2 separate regions of the Homo sapiens genome follow, and region 2 is linked to region 1. A link is an interaction called in ENCODE POLR2A ChIA-PET data of the cell type or tissue named here. Cell type or tissue: IMR-90. All regions are shown on one strand. Each heading gives the region's core, and the rest is flanking DNA. Links, peaks and the distances in the headings are about the cores only.

The links. ChIA-PET counts read pairs that join two places held together with the same protein. Peaks named below come from ENCODE experiments on the same cell type or tissue, not always from the same donor. Only the 100,000 strongest peaks of a DNase experiment are listed, where the experiment ranks them.
Region 2: POLR2A ChIA-PET joins it to region 1 with 6 read pairs; 5 of 35 experiments call an interaction of 5 or more read pairs at or near these places.

Annotation. Positions count from the first base shown.
Region 1 is chr16:89,529,851-89,539,879 of GRCh38, reverse strand. It overlaps SPG7 (SPG7 matrix AAA peptidase subunit, paraplegin), which reads right to left. Exons shown (of 17, transcript NM_003119.4): 7 at 9,072-9,197; 8 at 7,814-7,976; 9 at 7,244-7,417. Among named protein-coding and RNA genes, the nearest start is that of RPL13, 26 kb to the left of the region's middle. RefSeq lists an enhancer at 3,642-4,332. In IMR-90, for the core only: no CTCF peak of the experiment used is centred there; no DNase peak of the experiment used is centred there.
Region 2 is chr16:89,320,826-89,330,854 of GRCh38, reverse strand. The region is part of intron 2 of ANKRD11 (ankyrin repeat domain containing 11); the gene reads left to right. All of the region lies in intron 1 of LOC128462377, which reads left to right. It overlaps LOC100287036 (a long non-coding RNA gene), which reads right to left. Exons shown (of 4, transcript NR_168302.1): 1 at 9,628-10,029; 2 at 7,522-7,756; 3 at 6,935-7,089; 4 at 5,938-6,619. Among named protein-coding and RNA genes, the nearest start is that of ZNF778, 110 kb to the right of the region's middle. RefSeq lists enhancers at 4,641-4,760, 4,801-4,920, 3,942-5,141, 7,281-7,794, 6,854-8,053 and 1 more and a silencer at 9,951-10,029. In IMR-90, for the core only: no CTCF peak of the experiment used is centred there; DNase peaks (open chromatin) are centred at 4,634, 6,304, 7,844, 8,354 and 1 weaker place; H3K27ac peaks cover 5,158 bases.

The sequences.
Region 1 (10,029 bases), core at 2,030-10,029:
TGAGAGGCCAGGCATGGGGGCTCACACCTGTATTCCCCACACTTTGAGGAGCTGAGGTGAAAAGATCATTTGAGCCCAGGAGTTCAAGAGCAGGCTGGGCAACAAGGTGAGACCCCCAACTACACAAAAAAAATTCTTTTTTAATTAGCCAGGCATGTTGGTGCACACACCTGTGGTCCCAGCTACTCAGGAGGCTGAGACGGGAGGACGGCTTGAGTCCCAGAGGCTGAGGCTGCAGTGACCCATGATCGCACCACTGCACTCCAGCCTGGGTGACAGAGCAAGACTCTGTCTCAAAGAAAAGAAAAAAGAAACCCACAGGAGAAAATCTTTAGGATCTAGGAATAGGCAAACAGTTCTTTTATTTATTTGTTTTTTTGAGAAGGAGTTTCGCTCTTTTTTGCCCAGGCTGGAGTGCAATGGTGCGATCTTGGCTCACTGCAACCTCCGCCTCCCGGGTTCAAGCGATTCTCCTGCCTCAGCCTCCCAAGTAGCTGGGATTACAGGTACACGCCACCACACCCGGCTAATTTTGTATTTTTAGTACAGATGGGGTTTCTCCATATTGGCCAGGCTGGTCTTGAACTCCTGACCTCAGGTGATCCACCATGCCCGGCGGGCAAACAGTTCTTAGACTTCACAGTAAAAACGAGATCTATAAAAGCAAAAATTGATAAACTGAACTTTATCAAAATGAGCAGCTTTTGCTGTTCCCCGTTAGAGGGTGAAAGGACAAGGGACACATAGAGTGCGTAAACCACATGTCCAAAAAAGGGCTGTGTTCAGAGCCCTGGAAAACACTCAGAACTCAGTCAAGACACCCACTGGGAAAATGGCCCCTTGGGCCTCGAGATCTGCACCCCCAAGCCCTGAGCTCCCACCCCTTAGCTCCTGCCTGGGTTTCCCACAGTATCCTCAGTGTTCAGGGCTGCCTGCTGGTCCACCATCACTGGGACCTAAGACATTGTCCAAAAAACAAGCAACCAAACTCAGGATAAAGGACCGGCTGCCACAGCCTCACTTCCCACAGGGCCGCAGACAGGACCCCTGAGAGGCCCTCAACTTGCCGCAGGACCCGACAGTTTGGGGGATGTTTTTGGGTCAGAGGCTCCTTCCATTCCCTGTTGGAGACGCATGTGGAAGACGGCAGGGCAGGCAGAGGCAGCACCACAGGGAGCAAGCCACGGACAGAAGCTAGACCTGACCCCGCTCTCCCGCTCAGAGCCTGAGATCCTTGAACCAGCACCCACTTCCTCTGAGAGGACAGAGGGCAGAAACAGCAGCATCACCTCTGGGCCACGAGCAAGTGCTCAAGAGCTGACTCAAGTGGGAATAAGCCATACTGCCGGCCCCTCCCCGCCTGCGGAGCCCAGAAGCCCAGGGCTCCTCGTCCACCCGGGGAATAAGCCACACTGCCGGCCCCTCCCTGCCTGCGGAGCCCAGAAGCCCAGGCCTCCTCCTGTCCATCCGTCCCCCAGGCTCACTGTCCATTCTGCTTGGACCTGGGAGAATTTCCCCCCGTGCTCTCTAAATGGCTCTTGTCAAGATTTTACCAACAGGACTTCCACATGGAGTGGTGACAGTGGATGCCCTGGCTATGTGGGTGTGGAGGGTACTCGTGCTTTCTTTGAGGGATGTCTCAACGCACCAGGACAGCACGAGACGCCCAACCCGAAGTGGCTGCTGCCACCTGAGTGCGCCCTTCCAACCTGAGGTCTAAAATGGGGAAGAAAGCTGCATCCCCATCCCGCTCCCGGCAGAGCCAATGCTTCTGAGTGGGAGAACACACTCTGAACCCCAAGTGTGGTTCTCTGCGCTCCAGCCTGGCCACACCAGCGTCACCCAGGGCTCGGCAGTGCTCGCAACCCCCAGGGAAGTACAGGGGCAGTCGGCGGGCGTGAGTTGTGAGTCAGACGGCCGGCTCCTGCTGGGCCTCAGCTTCTCCCTCTGCCAGCGCCCATCTACCCACCTGGCAGGCAGTCCACGGCTCCCAGGGCAGAGCGTGCTTGATACATTTACTGCCACATTAAGGACAAAGGTAGGGGTGTCCCGGGTCACACTGGGACCAGGACCAGGACCCCAGCTTCCCAGGACCTCATTCACTGCCCAGACACTGGGAGCCTGGACCTGAAAGAGCTCACGGCAAGCACTGCCAAGCTCACATGCTGATGACTTTATTTTTCACAGACTGAAAAAACAGAGCCTGGCATGGTGACTCAAGCCTTGAGTCCCAACTACTTAGGAAGCTTGAGCCTAGGAGGTGGAGGCTGCAGTGAGCTATGATGGTGGCACTGCACTCCAGCCTGGGCGACAGAACGACACCCTGTCTCTGAAGAAAAAAAAAGTCGAAGCATAAAATGTTCACAGCAGCCTTTTCTGTGTGTGGCTGCACGTCAGGGGCCGTCGTCTTGCTTCCACCACCAGGGGATGACTACGTTGAAGGGAGGCCTGTGTGAACCGCTGGGCTTCCGCAGCTCCCGCGTGTGGTCAGCGCCGACGCTCCCCATCAACGCTTTCCAGCACAGGAGCCGGGACCTGGACGTCCATCGCCGGCGGTGCCTCCAGTGCTCTTTGACTTGCGCCCTTCCCGGGGGCTCTGGGGTCCGCAGGACACCGCCATGGACCGGCTGACGTAACCAACAAGGCTTGGGCTTTTCTCTTCCCCAGTGAGATTTCCCCACGACCGGCACAGCGTCGGCCCTATCCTGTGCGCTTCCATGAACGGAAGCAACAAAGCCTGGCCTGGGACCTCGGCAGGGCTGAGCATGCACAGCTGTGGCTCTGCATAAAGGGACTTGTTTAGAGCTGGCACTCAACAAGAGGCCTTCAGTCAGCGGATTCCCAGGCCTGAGCAAATCCGGGGGCGGAAGCAGCTATTCTTATGATGGCACAGAGAGGTTATGTGGAGAAGATCGTTTGATATACGCTTGCCTTTGGGCTCAAGTCACTCAAAAAGGTGGTCTCTATCTTCAGTGCAAAAGGCAACCCCAGCAGAGCGAATGACCCTCCATTGCCCTCCGTGACCCTGTGGGCTCCGTGAGACAGGAGCAGGCGGGGGTCTTTCCTCTGAGCTTCCTCATGGTCCCCTGGGAGGGTAGCTGGTCAAGAGAGGCACCTGGTTGGAGAAGAAGGCCGCAGACTCACAGGACGAAGACCTTGGTGTCCACGCCACACAGCCAGAGCAGCGCAGCCGCCCGCCTCGCCCGATCTCACCCGCCTCGCCTGCCTCGCCCACCTCGCCCGCCTCACCCGCCCTCACCCGCCTCACCCACCTCACCTCACCTGCCTCACCTCACCCGCCTCACCTGACCTCACCCGCCTCACCTCACCTGCCTCACCTGACCTCACCCGCCTCACCTGACCTCACCCGCCTCACCTCACCTGCCTCACCTGACCTCACCCGCCTCACCCGCCTCACCCGCCTCACCGAGAGTCCTCAGACTCTGCGGCCAGAACCCAAGGTGCTCTGCAGATTTCCTCAAAACCCAAACCACCCACCCATCCTTGAGCAGCCTCCAGAAGCAATGGTCAGAGCCACACTGAAGGCCACACAGCACCAGAGCGGCCACACTGAAGGCCACACAGCACCAGAGAGGCCACACTGAAGGCCACACAGCACCAGAGGCCACACTGAAGGCCACACAGCACCAGAGAGGCCACACTGAAGGCCACACAGCACCAGAGAGGCCACACTGAAGGCCACACAGCACCAGAGCGGCCACACTGAAGGCCACACAGCACCAGAGAGGCCACACTGAAGGCCACACAGCACCAGAGCGGCCACACTGAAGGCCACACAGCACCAGAGCGGCCACACTGAAGGCCACACAGCACCAGAGAGGCCACAGTGAAGGCCACACAGCACCAGAGAGGCCACAGTGAAGGCCACACAGCACCAGAGAGGCCACAGTGAAGGCCACACAGCACCAGAGAGGCCACACTGAAGGCCATACAGCACCAGAGAGGCCACAGTGAAGGCCACACAGCACCAGAGAGGCCACAGTGAAGGCCACACAGCACCAGAGAGGCCACACTGAAGGCCACACAGCACCAGAGAGGCCACATAAAGATGCTCTGCAGAGAAGCAGTACAGCGAGCCTGTAGGCTCCAGAGGCCTCTAAAACGCATGGTGATCTCCGCTTGAGGTACAGGGCAGCTCTCCCAGCAGAGGCGGTGGGGTCCCTGAACCCCAAGGACCCACCTCTGAGGACGGGTCTCTCCTCAGTGACACCTCAGACATCACAGAATCTGAACTGCTCACCCCACATCTCTGAAGACATTGTGTTCTCTGAAAACTCGACTCCCATGACCACTTGCTGTGTGTGCAGAAGGCAGCCATTCAGGTCTCGGTTGCTCACGCGTTAGTTCCTGAATAAGCGTGTTGAGAGACGACTGGAGACACGGGGGACAAGCAGCAGGAGAGGTGTGAAGCATTCTCCGCAAACGTCGTTGCGTCCTGCACACTGTCGGGAATCTCACTTTCATCTTCTAACCTCAGAGCTTTCAGAGCCTAGAGAACACTTCTGTGGGCATCAGTCTACCTGACTTCACAGCAGCCCAGAGGCAGACGGGAACGCGGGGCACCCAGAAGAGACGGGCGCCAGCACAGGGAACATGGAGCACCCAGAAGAGATGCATGCCAGCCCAGGGCCAAAGTCCTCAGCAGAGTCCACCGCCAGCGACAGGTGCAGCGACACTGTAAACCTCAAGGCACACCACAGCACTGCTGCACCAATCCTGCCAAATGCACTGCTCGACCTGATCCTGAGGACATGTCACAGTTCCAGAGATGACATTCCTGAATGTCACTGGCCTGTACAGTGTCACAGTCACCAAAGACAAACACTGAGGAACAGTGAAGCCCACCTGTAATCCCAGCTACTCGGGAGGCTGAGGCAGGAGGATTGCATGAGCCAAGGAGTTCAAGACCAACCTGGACAACACAGCAAGACCCTGTCTCAAAAAACAAGACCAACAAATGACACAGGAGGGGAAGAGACCAAGGAGACCAAACATCCACATCGGGGGGGCGGAAGCACCTGTGGATGGGTCTGGGGGGCAGTCACGGACAGCGTGGCCTGGTCCGAACCTGCAGACCATGTATGTCACAGTCAGCCTTCAGGGAGCTTGCAGGAAGGCATCAAAGAACACTCTGACTACCGTGGCAACGCTTCTGTAAGTCTAAAGTGATTTTGCAATGAGAGGTGGAGCAAGCTCCCCCTTAGCTGAGTAGTCAAAACTGGGCTGTGCATGTGTGCTAACACACACGACTCCAGACAGCCACAGGCAACAAAGAAAACAGGAAGTCAACGGCTCTCTCGGAGCCAGAACACTTGGGGAAAAAAAGTCTCCCTCATCTACAATACCTAAAATGTAACTAGAATTCTGATTAAAAATAAATCTTACAAAGCAGAGACTTCAGAAGATGCTTGTACTTATGTTAACACAGCCTGATTCACCACAGTCCACATGTCCACCGACGGGCAAATAACAAGACGCAGCCCCTACACACAAGGCAGCATCGTTCAGCCTCAAAGAGGAAGGAAATCCTGACACGTGCCCAGTACAGGTGGCCCCTAGAGATGTTATGTGCTTGAAAGAAGGCGGATAGCAAAGGACAGACACTGTAGGACTCCAATTCTATGAGGTCCCTACAACAGTCAAACTCAGAGACAGACAGCGGGACACAGGCTGCAAGGGGCTGGGGATGGAGAATGGGGAGGGTTGAATGGGGACAGGTTTTCGGTTTGAAGAGAAAGTTCTGGAGACACGTGGTGGTGGCGGTTGCTCAACAGTGCGAATATACTGAATGTCAATGAACTTCAGAATGATTAAAATGGTAAATCTATGTGAACGTATTCATTGTCTTTTAGAGACAGGGTCTCGCTGTGTTGTCCAGGCTGCAATGCAGAGGCTGTTCACAGGCGAGACCATCGCACAGCACACTCCCTAGCTCAGGTTCCAGCACTCCTTCTGCCTCGGCCTCCCCAACAGCTGGGAACACAGGCCTGCACCACCAAGCCTGGCTATCTATTTTACCACAACAATATCCACATAAAAAAAATAATAATAATCTTGCAAAACTAGCTCAGAAGAAAAATAATTCCATGTCACCTTTATTGGGTCAGCTCCATTAAAAAAAAAAATTGTCAAAGCCAGACCAGAAGTCATTTTCAAGGGGTCACAACAAATGGGGTGTCTCCCTCGCTGCAGTGCAGCACCCTGATGCTCTGCTCCGCCCTCTAACCAGCGTCACACCCTCTCCAGGGGGCACAGGGAGAGACGTGGCAGCACAACCAGACAGACTCATTACACCTAAAATTATGAGTGGCACAGCTCTTCCAGAATCTGTCTAGCAGTCCCTCTGGGTTTTGCTGCAAAGCCCCTAAAAAACAGTAATAATGAAAAAAAAAGCCTGGGTGCTAAGGCTCACGTCTGTAATCTCAGCACTTTGGGAGGCCGAGGCAGGCGGATCACGAGGTCAGGAGATCGAGACCATCCTGGCTAACACGGTGAAACCCCGTCTCTACTAAAAATACAAAAAATTAGCCAGGCGTGGTGACAGGCGCCTGTAGTCTCAGCTACTCGAGAGGCTGAGGCAGGAGAATGGCGAGAACCCGGGAGACAGAGCCTGCAGTGAGCCAAGATTGTGCCACTGCGCTCCAGCCTGGGAGAGAGAGCAAGACTATCTAAAAAAGAAAAGGAAAGATTACATCTGACGTACCACTTATATTCCTACTTGTCTTTTTTACTATTGTCTTGACCTTTTTTTAATTAAAAGCTGTGTTTTTTTTTTTTTTTTTTTTGAGATGGAGTCTCCCTCTGTCACCCAGGCAGGCTGGAGTGCAATGGTGAGATCTTGGCTCACTGCAACCTCCACCTCCCGAGTTCAAGCGATTCTCCAGAGTACTAGCGATTATAAGCACCTGCCACCACACCCGGCTGACTTTTGTATTTTTGTAGAGATGGGGTTTCAGCATGTTGGCCAGGCTGCTCATGAAATCCTGACCTCTGGTGATCCGCCTGTCTTGGCCTCCCAAAGTGCTGGGATTACAGGCGTGAGCCACTGCGCCGGGTCTGAAAGCTACATTTCTATTTTTTTTTTTTCTTGAGACAGAGTCTCACTCTGTCACCCAGGCCGGAGTGCAGTGACACGATCTTGGCTCACCACAACCTGTTCTGAAAGACATCGGAAAACCTCCTCTGATGGTGCAATGGGGGTGCGGGGCGCACGAGCACTGACCATCCATTTCTACCAGAAGCTGGTTGAGCGTCTGCTCCTCCTCCGTGTTGGAGAAGCCGGACATGGTGGTGGAGCGCTTCTTGCCCACCGCGTCGATCTCATCGATGTAGACGATGCAGGGGGCCCGGGCTCGGGCTTCCTTAAAGAGGCTCCGCACACGGGCAGCGCCGAGGCCTGAGGGGACACAGAGAGAATCAGGAAATGGGCAGTTAATAAAAAACAAAGCCTCTTCCTGTACCCGGGCCAGACAAAGTTCTACACCAAGGACAACTAAAGCTACCAGCTCCATTCCCTACAAACAGACACACGGCAGCTGCTCGCGGGGGCCCCTGGCCACCCCTCAGGGTTCACACGCACCGTGCTGGCCCCCCAGGCCACAAGTGACGGTGGCTTTGAAGCAAACATCATGTGCTTCGCAGACAAAACCCCTCCGCCAACCCAGACCTCGCTTTCCTTCTCTACTCCCCCACCCACCCGTGTCCCTTTCAGTCCAGACACCAGAGGAAGGATGTGTGAAAGGAGCCAGGTAGTCAGCCAAGCCCACCCACAGCCCCCAACCACAGCACCTACCTCCAATGACCTCCACGAACTCTGGGCCGGCCATCGCCAGGAAGGGCACCTGAGCCTCCGTGGCCACCGCCTTGGCCAGCAGCGTCTTCCCACAGCCGGGGGGGCCGAGCAGCAGTGCGCCCTTTGGGACCTTGGCGCCAAGCTGGAGGAAGCGTTCTGGGCTCTGGACGGCAGCAGACAATGCAACACTAACTACTTGGGGATTCCGTTTTTTTGTTTTTTAGAGGTAAGGTCTCTCTGGGTCACGCAGGCTGGAGTGCAGTGGGTGCCATGATAGCTCACTGCAGCCTCAAACTCCTGGGTTCAAGCCACCCTCTCACCTCAGCCTCTCGAGTAGCTGGGAATATACAGGCATGTGGCACCACGCCCAGCTACTTTTAAAAACTTCTTGCAGGCCAGGTGCGGTGGCTCACACCTGGAATTCCAACATTTTGGGAGGCTGAGGCAGGCGCGTAGCTTGAGATCAGGAGTTTGAGACCAGCCTGGCCAACATGGAAAAACCCCGTCTCTACTAAAAATACAAAAATTAGCCGTGCATGGTGGTGGGCGCCTGTGATCCCTGCTACTCGGGAGGCTGAGGCAGGAGAATCACTTGAACTGGGGAGGTGGAGGTTGTAGTGAGCCGAGATTGTGCCACTGCACTCCAGCCTGAGTGACAAAGTGAGACTCTGTCTCGAAAAAAAAAATTAATTAAATAAAAAAATGTTTTGCAGAGACAGGGTCTCACTGTTGCCCAGGCTGATCTCCTACTCCTGGGCTCAGTCACTCCCCTGCCTCAGCGCCCCGAGGTGCCAGGACTACAGGCGTGACCCACTGTACCAGGCCTGCAGAGGGAACACATGTCAGCCCCTCGAGGTGCCAGGACTACAGGTGCGACCCACCGTACCAGGCCCGCGGAGGAAACGTGTAAGTGACGCACGTGATAGGCAGCTCATGCACTGCCACCAACTGGCTAAGGTGTTTATGTGGTTCTGGAAAAAGCACAGAGCTTTGCAAGGGATGAAGGGCCCAGGACGGCTAACGGCACAGTAGGCATGGGTCTTGGCAGCCTCTGCTTGGCTGAACCATGTGCACGAGGCTTGTGCTGCTGGTTGAACAGGCACCAGCACCTGCTTGGTGTCCCCATGGGACATGGTAGAGGTCACCGCCAACCCACGACACGTCATCGATGGAATTCCAGGTCCCGCAGGAGCCCTTCTGGGAGAGGAGGACGGCCGGCCTCTGCTCACACCTCCCTCCCGGCCCACGCTGCTTTCACCTTCAGATAATCCACAAACTCGCGGACTTCCAGTTTGGCTTCGTGCATTCCTGCCACGTCTTTGAAGCTGACTCCTTTCCCCATCTTCCCATCCACAATGGTGAAACGAGCCATTTTAAGCTGATTCTGTGCAGAAAGAACAAAGTGCAAGGAGCTGGGCGAAGTCAGGAAATCAGCAGCACGATGCCAGCGCTCAGCCCACGCACCTGAGCCGCCCCAACCCCACGTCTCCATCCTAGGATCCCAAGGCTTCACTCATGTCAGGCTGACGAGGCTCACAGTCAGTCTTCAAGCACAGAAGGGAAATGTTTCGTCATTAATTAGTAAGAAACTTATCTAGCAATTTGCTTTAAAAAAAATTACTCAGCCAGGCATGGTGGCTCACGCCTGTAATCCTAGCACTTTGGGAGGCCGAGATGGGCGGATCACGAGGTCAAGAGATCGAGACCACCCTGGCTAACACGGTGAAACCTGTCTCTACCAAAAATACAAAAAAATTAGCTGGGTGTGGTGGCAGGCACCTGTAGTCACAGCTACTTGGAAGGCTGAAGCAGGAGAATCGCTTGAACCCAGGAGGCAGAGGTTGCAGTGAGCTGAGATCGCACCACTGCACTCCAGCCTGGGCAACAGAGCCAGACTCTGTCACACACACACACACACAAAAAAGAAAGGCCAGGTGCAGTGGCTCATGCCTATAATCCCAGCACTTTGGGAGGCTGAGGCGGGAGGATCACCTGAGGTCGGGAGTTCGAGACCAGCCTGAACAACATGGAGAAACCCCGTCTCTACCAAAAATACAAAATTAGCTGGACGTGGTGGCGCGTGCCTGTAATCCCAGCTACTCGGGAAGCTGAGGCAGGAGAATTGCTTGAATGCGGGAGGTGCAAGTTGCGGTGAGCTGAGATCGCACGGCTGCACTCCAGCCTGGGCAAGAAGGGCGAAACTCCGTCTCAAAAAA
Region 2 (10,029 bases), core at 685-8,684, 210 kb after region 1:
CTGGGGGAAGTTTAAAGAGTGTCCACAGAATCTTTGATCTGCCTCCCTTCAGAAGTGGAGCACCGTTCTCTGCAGAGTGTGGGCTAGAGGTTGGAACTCGCCGAGGAGGAACAGGATGAGGTGGAAGTGAAGCCGTGGGACTTCCGATACAAGAGATGCTGCAGCTTCCTCCGCCCCCGCCCCCCCCCCCCCCCCCCAGTCACTGTACTGGGGAAACCTACTGCCGTGTCACGAGGACCCTCACGCAGCCCCTTGCTTCCGATACTAGGTCACAGAGGTGCCGTGGCTCCCCCCCACACCACCCCATCAATGACTGCACTGTGGAAACCCGCTGCCACGTCACGGGGACCCTCACGTAGCCCCACGGACATGTCCACACATCCGCAGCCGTGTCTGTGCACCAAGGAATTTGGGCCTTCTGCCAGAGCCAGCAGCAGCCCTCCCGGTGTGCGAGCGGCCACCTGGGAAGCAGCCCCTCCCTCTCCACTGGCTCCCCTAGCACCTGACTCACATCCTGAGCCAGGTCTCCCGAGCCTTCCCACCCACCCAGAAGCTGCGTGCTGTCAGGAATGCTCCTGGTGTGGTGGTGGCTGCATGGTCATTGTTGACAAATGCTTTGTGTCCTGCCCCTGACCGGACACACAGCTAAGTGTATTGCTTCCTCTTCCTTTTTGAAGTTGTAGAGATTGCTTTTTGTATTTTTATATTGAATGCTTTAAATCCTTTAAATGTTTAATGTCATTCAAGTATATTTAAATCATTTTAAACATTATTAAAATGTTTATATTTAATGTGAATACATAAACAAAATTTTATGTTTTTACATTTTATTTTATTTTATTTTATTTTATTTTATTTTTGAGACAAGGTCTCACTCTTGTCTGTCGCCCAGGCTGGAGTGCAGTGGTGTGATCTCTGCTCACGGCAGCCTCTGCCTCCCAGTGCCTCAGCCTCCCAAGTAGCTGGGATTACAGGCACGCACCACCATGCCCGGCTAATTTTTTGTATTTTCAGTAGAGAGTTTCACCATGTTGGCCAGGCTGGTTTCGAACTCCTGACCTCAAGTGATCTGCCTGCCTGGGCCTCCCAGACTGCTGGGATTCACTGCACCCAGTCTCATTTTATATTTAATGTTTTAAATGATGTAAAATGCATGATTCCAAAGCCAAATACACAAAACAAGGTTTATGAAAGGAAGCTTACCTCCTACCTCATACTGTTTTTTTACTTTATTCCTTCTTTCTATGGGAATTAAAATTTTTTTCTGTTTCTAGTTAATTTTTTAACAGCTTTATTGAATTACAATTGACATAAAATTCACTCATTTTAAATTTACAGCTCAGTGGGTTTTGGGAAACGTATACCGTTGGGGAAACACCATCACCTAAAAGTATAGACTATTCATCACCCATGGGAGTCTCCTTACACCCCTTGTGTTTTTTCTCCCTTTTTTTTCCTTTTTTCTGTGAAATCATTATAGACTCACAGGAAGTTGCAAAAATAGCAGCATCCCTTGTGCCCTTCCCCACCTTCGCCCAGTGGCCGGGAACATGACATTGGAAGACAGGGTGACCGCCCTGCAGACTTGATTCAGATCCCCCGTCTTATCCTGGATACCTGGTCCTAGAGCCTCCTCGACAGCCACCGACAGACATGAGCCCTCCTCACGGAGTCCCCGCCTGTTTCCCCGAGGTTGGTGGTTTTGTCCTGGAGGAAGCCGTGGGAGTAGAGTCCACAGGGAGTGACCTAAGAGGTGGGCTTTGTGCACTCACTCAGCAGGGGCCTCCGCTGATTCGCCCGTGCTCCTGGGTGCGTCCACTCACTCACCAGGGGCCTCTGCAGATTCGCCCGTGCGCCTGGGTATGTCCACTCACTCAGCAGGGGCCTCCACTGATTTCGCCCGTGCTCCTGGGTATGTCCACTCACTCAGCAGGGGCCTCCACTGATTTCGCCCGTGCTCCTGGGTATGTCCACTCACTCAGCAGGGGCCTCCACTGATTTCGCCCGTGCTCCTGGGTATGTCCACTCACTCAGCAGGGGCCTCCGCTGATTCGCCCGTGCGCCTGGGTGTGTCCACTCACTCAGCAGGGGCCTCCGCTGATTTCGCCCGTGCTCCTGGGTATGTCCACTCACTCAGCAGGGGCCTCCACTGATTTCGCCCGTGCTCCTGGGTGTGTCCACTCACTCAGCAGGGGCCTCCGCTGATTTCGCCCGTGCTCCTGGGTGTGTCCACTCACTCAGCAGGGGCCTCTGCAGATTCACCCGTACGCCTGGGTGTGTCCACTCACTCAGCAGGGGCCTCTGCAGATTCACCCATACGCTTGGGTGTATCCATAGCCATCCCTTTTACTGCTGAGGGGATGCCGTGATGTGAATGAAACCCAGTTTCGAGGACACCGCTGGGACACCTGTTGAAGGGTTTTCCCCATTGTCTATTATCAGTGAAAGTTCTGTGAACATTCGCAAACAGGTCTTTGTGTTCACATGAGGTTCCATTTTCTCAGATAAATGTCCTGGGGTGCAGTTGTTGAGTGGGGCAGCAAGCGCACACTTAGGTTCGTAAGGCTGCCTTGCTGTTCTCCAGAGCAGCAACACCACTTTGCGTTCCCACAGCAAGCGAGAGAGTTCCAGCTTTTCTACATCCTCTCCAGCATCCTTGAGTATTTTGTATTTTAGCTGTTCCGATTGGTGTGCAGTAATATCTCATTGCGGCTTTAAGTTGTGTTTCCCTAACGGCTTAGGATGTCGAGTGCCTTCATGGCTTGTTCACCACGTGCACCTCTTCTGAATGTCTGTGTGTTTTCTCTTATTTTCTAATTAATGTTTGTTGTTTGATACTTCTTTCTTCTACATACAAGCCTGCTATCTGACTTGTGATTTGCAGATATTTTTCCCTGTCTGCAGTTTGTCTTTTCACTCTTTAAACTAGGTCTTTCAAAGAGCAAAAGTTTTTAATTTTGTCGAGGTCGTTTATCAGTTTTTTCTTTTATGGATTGTGCTTTTGTTGCCATGTCTGACAACTCTTGGCCCTAGGTCCTAAAGATTTTCTCCTGTTTTTTCCTAAAATGTGTATAGGTTTTTCTAGTTTTGTTCCATATGAACCTAAGCATTTATTTTTATTTGGAGCACCTATAAATGGTACTGTCTTTATTTCATGTTTTTATTTGATTATTGCTAGCATGTAGAAATAGAATGGTACTGTGTATTTCTTGTTTTCATAGGATTATTGGTAGCATGCAGAAATAGGATGGTACTGTCTTTATTTCTTGTTTTCATAGGATTATTGCAGAAATAGGATAGGTGTTTGTGTGTTGATCTTGGATTCTGTGTCCTTGCTGAACTCTATTAAATAAAGTTTCTTGGAATTTTTGATAGATTCCTTGTGATTTTCGACATGGACACTTACACCATCTTCAGAGAGAGACAGTTTTATTCCATTTCTTCCTTTCTGCCCTGTATGCCATTCCATCTGCAGCCCTCAGCACGTCACTCTTGATCATGTCAGCCTTGAGTTCTTGGTAGTTGGCCTTTATCGTGTTGAGGATGTTTCTCCACACTCCTGTTTTCCTAGGAATTTTTATCGTGAGTTTTGAATTTTATCAAATGATTTTCTGTACCAGTTGTGATTATGTGGTGTTTCTTCTTTAGCTTGTTGGCATGCTGGGTGACGTTGACTGATTGATGGTTGAGCCAGCCTTACATATTTCGCTGTCATCAGAAGTGTAGGTGCCCTCTGCATTTCCAACCTCTGCATTCCCCACCTCTGCATTTCCAACCTCTGCATTCCCCACCTCTGCATTTCCCACCTCTGCATTCCCCACCTCTGCATTCCCCACCTCTGCATTCCCCCTCTGCATTCCCCACCTCTGCATTGCCCAGTGGACTTCTTGCTGTACCTGCTTTTCTCTGCGTCTCCGCCTGGTCGTGTGTCTGTGGAACCTCCTTAGTCCTGTCAGCCCCACGTGCAGATGTGCCCGGATGCCACCAGCAGCCCCTGGCGGGCAGGCTTTGTGTTAAGCCCCTTTCTTAGGAGATGCTTTGGGGCACTGCTCTGGGCCAAGCACTTTTTCATGCCCCGGTTGTGTTTTTTTGGTTTGGGGTTTGGGTTTTTTTCACACAGGGTCTTGCTCTGTCACCAAGGTTGGAGTGCAGTGGTGCAATCTTAGCTCACTGCAGCCTCGACCTCCTGGGCCCAAGGGGTCTTCCTGCCTCAGGCTCCCAAGGAGCTGGGATTACAGGTGCGTGCCACCTCGACTGATTAATTTTTTGATATTTTTGTAAAGATGAGGTTTCCCTACATTGCCCGGGTCTCAAACTCTTGGGCCCAAATGACCCCCCTGCCTTGGCCTCCTGAGTAGCTGGGACCACAGGGGTGAGCCACCGTGCCTGGCCCTATTTGTGTAATTTGGGGGTAGATTGAGCAGTGGGTGGGTGGTTGCTGAGTGGTGTGCACCTTCTGCAGCGGGGTGGGGGGGGCGGTGGCTGCGTCCCCTTCTGCAGACCGTCCTCCTCTGCATTCCCAGCAACGGTGCGTGACACCCCAGACCTTTCTAACCTTCCTCTTCCCTGCGTGTTTCTCTCTGCTGGTCACTTCCGTGTGTTTATTTCCACCCTCGCAAGCCTTGGAGGAAATCTGCTGAGTCACCCTCCATCTGCCGTCCCTGCCTTACGGCCATGATTATTTTTAGCTGTGCAATTGTACCTTTAACACACACGCCTGCTTTTCTTTGTCTTCATCACATTTAGTTTGTATCTTGGCGCCTTCTGTGTAAAAGAAGCATTTTCCTTGCTCCTCCTCCCCTTCGTCTTCACAGAGCTGTGTGTCTCCTTGTCAGGCTCCAAGCTCCCTGTTGCACTCTGCAGTGGGTGCCCTGCAGTGTGTATTGGGCATGGCTAGGCCTGCCCGACATGCTGGGAAGCCTGAAGCTGCTCCGTCGTCATGCTCATGCCCTTGAGGGTCCCAGTAGGGCCTAGCAGGGCGATGGGGCCCTCCTTCCTCTAGGAGGCCAAGACCCCTGAGAAGAACAGGTCCTGCAGCAAAAGGTCAGTGACACCTCTGAGGCCTTGCAAGGACATAGTGTGGCCTTTATCTCTGTCACCTTCTGAAAGACTGCTTCAGCTGAGAACCCAAACGTCCACCCAGTAAAAATGTACAACTTAGCAGACCACAAAGCAAACGCCTCCGCAGCCTTCACTTAGAACCCGTTTCACCGTCCCTTCCAATTCCATCCGCCAGGCAGCCATTTTCCACGCTTCGCGGATGTCTTGTCAACTAAGTATGCATCCCTAAGTACTGTAGTTGCTATTTTCAGAAATTTATGTAAATGTATCATGTATTTTGTCCCCAACATTATTACTCTGTGTGTGTGTGTGTGTGTGTGTGTGAGAGAGAGAGAGAGAGAGAGGAGAGGGGAGAGGGGAGAGGGTCTGGCTCTGACGCCCGGGCTGGAGTACAGTGGCATGATCTTGGCTTACCGCAGCCTCGACCTCCTGGGCTCAAGTGATCCTCCTGCCTTAGCCTCCCTGGTAGCTGAGACCGCCAGCATGCACCACAGTGCCCGGCTAATTTTTAAACTTTTCGTAGAGACAGGGTTCCTCAACATTATTTGTGAGATTGACTTACGTTGTGATGTGTTTGCCTCCTCTGCTGTGTAGTGTTCCACCCTCACATCCTAGTGGCACGCCGCAAACCCCACTGCTATGAAGCACTTCACGCGTGTCTCTTGTGTCTGTGCACCTGCTTTTCTTTTGGACGTGTATGTCCAGAATGGCATTGCTGGGCTATAGGGCATACTTGTGTTCAGTATGAGTAGAGATTGCCAGGTGCGTGAGTTGGCCCTGATGAGAGTGGACTAGTTTCCTTTGCTCCACCCCTTCACCAGTACTTGTGTGTACGAGTCAGGGTTCTCTAGAGGGACAGCACTAATAGGATAAATGTATATATGGAGGGGAGTTTATTGGGAGTATTGACTCACACAGTCATGAGGTGAAGTCCCACAATAGGCTGTTGGCAAGCTGAGGAGCCAGGAAGCCAGTCCGAGTCCCCAAACCTCAAAAGTCGGGAAGCCAACAGCGCAGCTTTCAGTCTGTGGCCGAAGGCCCAAGAACCCCTGGCAAACCACTGGTGTAGGTCCAAGAACCCAAAAGCTGAAGCACTTGGAGTCTGATGTTCGAGGGCAGGAAGTATCCAGCATGGAAGAAAGATGGAGGCTGGAAGACTCAGCCAGTCCAGTGCTTCCGCAGATCTGCCGTGCTGGCAGCTGATGAGATCATGCCCCCCCAGATGGAGGGTTCGTCGGCCTCTCCCCGTCCACTGACTCAATGTGAATCTCCTTTGGCAGCTTCCTCAAGATGCTCCCAGGAACAGTTACACATCCTTTAGTCCAGTCAAGTTGAAACTCAGTAGTAACCCTCACACTTACCTTGGTTTTAGTTTGCATTTTCTTGATGACTAACGAAGCTGAGAACTTTGCGCCCACGTGCCGCCCTCCTGGCTTTTTCCCTCTTCTGTGAGGCACCCACGTCGCCCCGACTGCTGTGTCCGTGCTCCTGTCGGGTGGTCCGTGTTCCGGAGCACGGGGCTCCTGTATGTTCCACAGCCCAGTGACCAAGCATGTGTCTGAGGGGCAAAGCAGAGGCCAGTAATGCTGAACGCGCTCTCGGTGCTGCCACCCCCCGCCGTGATAACAGAAAATGTGAGTGGAAACAGGGCTGCAGTAGAGAGCGTTGTGCCGTGGGGCACTTTGGGAGGCCGAGGCCGGCAGATCATGAGGTCAAGAGATGGAGACCACCCTGGCCAACATGGTGAAACCCTGTCTCTACCAAAAATACAAAAAGTAGCTGGGCACACTGGGGGTTTGGTTTGAACCTGTGAATTTTGGGGTGCAGGGGAGGGGCCGACACAAACATTCAAACCGTAGCAAAGAGATTCTACCTCGCGATGTGTGGTGCCTGCCTGGCCTTGGCCAGTGTGGCTTATGGGGTGAGACGGAGGACACCCATGTTAGGAGTCCTTTGCACAGAGTGATAGCTGGAACCCCACAGTTGGTGTGGCCCTGAGGAGGGGAAGGAGAGAGAGCTGGTGCGGCCCTGAGGAGGAAGGAGAGAGAGTTGGACTCTTGGGGAGGGCTCTTCAGAACGTGCAGGGGTGTGTGGAGGCTGGACAGAGACGCTGACGTGGACTGTCAGGCGGTGTGCGGGAGGGCCTGGTTCCTGTGAGGGCCTCTGTCCCTCGGCTCTTCCCCTGCCCCGGGCTCAGCCCCCCTGCCCTGGGCTTAGCCCCCGTGCCCTTAGCTCAGACCCCCTGCCCTCGGCTCAGCCCCCCTGCCCTCGGCTCAGCCCCCCTGCCCTGGGCTCTGCCCCCCTGCCCTGGGCTCTGCCCCCCTGCCCTCGGCTCTGCCCCCCTGCCCTCGGCTCAGCCCCCCTGCCCTCGGCTCAGCCCCCCTGCCCTGGGCTGCTTGCTCTCCCCTTGCCCACTGAGATGGTGAGAGGTGAGAGGCCAGTGGTGCTTCTCTTCCATACCTGGGATTGCCACAGTGCTGTGGGTCATAGGGTGTGTCACTCAAGGGCTTTGCACACAGTAGGCCTGCCAGGTATGCAGCTCTTTTTCCTTTTCTCCTTTTTTCTTTTTTCCTCCGCTCAGTCCGTTGGAGACTTCTCTCCCTGTGAGGTGTGCACAAGGCACCACTCCTGACGCAGCCGCTGGAGACCGTGCTTCTCCCTTTCCACGGAGCGCACAACAGCCGGCAGGGCTCAGCTGGAAAAGGCAGGGGTTGCCGTAAAGCATCCTTCAGACACCAGCCTCGGAAGCATGGCGAAACCCGACTCCACAGAAAGTACAGAAATTAGCCGGGCATGGTGCCACGGGCCTGTACTCCCAGCTACTTGGGAGGCTCAAGTGAGCGGATAGCTTGAGCCCAGGAGGCGGAGGCTACAGTGAGCTGTGATCACACCGCTGCACTCCAGCCTGGGCAACACAGCTGTCTCAAACAAACAAACAAACAAACAAAAGAACTCTTCAGATAAAGCTAAGGTATCTGGAGCATGGCCGTGTGCTGCAGGCAGGCCACACCTCATCACCATGCGGGGCTGTGCCCAGGGCCGACGTGGGAGCAAGCCCCTGGTGCCACACAGGACTGCTGCTTCCAGCTCCTCCTCACTCCCCCTTCCCCACCCTCCCCAGTGTCCCCCTCAAGGCAAACAGGCCTTTGGTGTTTGATCCTGTCAGTCATGAGTGTGTTCCTGTCTTTGGAATTGGAGCTGGGATTGAAGGTTCTGGGAGAGCTTCCCTTGAAGGGCTTCCCTCCCCTTTTCCACCCTGCTGCTGACTTCCTGTCTTCCTCCTCCTGGGCCTCTGAGGCCACGTGCCTGCGTGAGGGGAGGGGCTGAATCACATCCCTTCTCAGGGGCCTTGGGCACCATTCGATATTTAAATGGTCATTACACAAACTAGTGGTTGGTGGAGTTATTAACTTACATAAGGAGAGGAGCATTTGCCCAGGACGTACGTAAAGGCCTGTTCTATCAACATACTGTGGAAGACAAATCTGAATTTGAAGTGTTCTCTTTCTCTCTGGGAGTCTTCGGAGGGTAATGTTGTCACATCTGTTCAGGGAGAGAGACTCACCCAGGTGTAAGGGGGCTTGGTGTTTTAATACAAATTACAGCAAACCCTTGAACAATACAGGGGTTGGGGGCGCCAGCCTCCTGTGCAGTTGAAAATTTGTGTAGAACTTTTAACTTTCCCCAAACTTAACTAACAGCCTTCTGTTGACCAGAGCCTTCCTGACCACATAAAGCCAGTCACACACATTTTGTATGTTATGTGTGTTCTGCTCTTACTGTTAGGGTAGAGCAAACTAGAGACGTGAAAATACTGAGATCATGAGGAGAAAATAGACTTAAGCCTCGCGCAGCAGCAGCGGGTCTCCACGAATGGCTTTCGTCCTCCGGGTTTTCACGTTGAGGAGGCTGAAGAGGAAGAGGAGAGATGGGTCTTGCTGTCTCAGGAGAGGCAGAGGTGGAAGAAAATCTGCGTGTAAGTGAACCCACGCAGTGCAAACCCAGACCCAGGTTGTTCATGGTCAGCTCTGCTTACATTCCATCCCTTTATTGAAGGTGAATTTCAACCCCAAAGAAGTCTTTTTTTTTTTCTGTGAGTTTTAAGATTAGTTGTGTCATTACAAGTTTTTTCTTATACGGTCCTTCTCAGGTGTTAGTGTGCAGAACAGAACATGCTTAAAATGCAGGTTTGGGTTCAGAAGGCCCGAGGGGACCCGTGAGTCTCCATGGTCCACGGACTCCCTGGTGATGCCAAGGCCTCTGGCAAGGAGTGCTCCTGGGCAGCCCCTGCCCCGCAGCTGCGGCTCCCCACCCGGCCCCACAGTCCCCGCCCCGCAGCTCCCGCCCCACACCCTGCCCTGCAGGCCCCGCCCCACAGTCCCCTCCCCACAGTCCCGCCCTGCAGCCCCAGTCCTGCCCCGCCCGACAGGTGTCTCAGGGTTGTCCTGGCCCAGCTCAGATCCTAGAAGCCGGGGAGAGGCAGCGCCGGATTCCCCACCAGTGCCTGCTCTTGTCAGCTGAAGAGACCAGATAGGCTGAAATTCCTGGGGGTTTTGCCAAACTGACCTTGCCGTAGTCAGTGTAACCACTTCTGCATCAGGCTTAATCCTGGAGGAAGGCTCTTTGGTGCTCGCTGCATCTCCTGTGGAGCAGAGGGAATCGCAGCTGGGCTCCTGTGTGTGCGGAGGGGGAGGGCGCGGTGCCTGGATGGTTCAGGCGAAGGCTCTGTGCTCGCTGGCGCGTGGTGGGTGCTGGGAAACCTGCCCTGTGCCTTCCCTGGGCCGGTCTTGACAGCATCTGTCACCTCCTGAGTGCTCTTGAAGCCACCTTCCGGGAGGAGCAGGCCATCGTTGTTCCTGTCACGTCTGTCCTGCCAGCCCCGTAGAAGGATTGTCTTTTGAGCCCCATTGCAGGGGAGGTGGAGCCCCTCTGGGCTGCAGGGGCTCTCGCAGTGTGGAGAGGCACAGG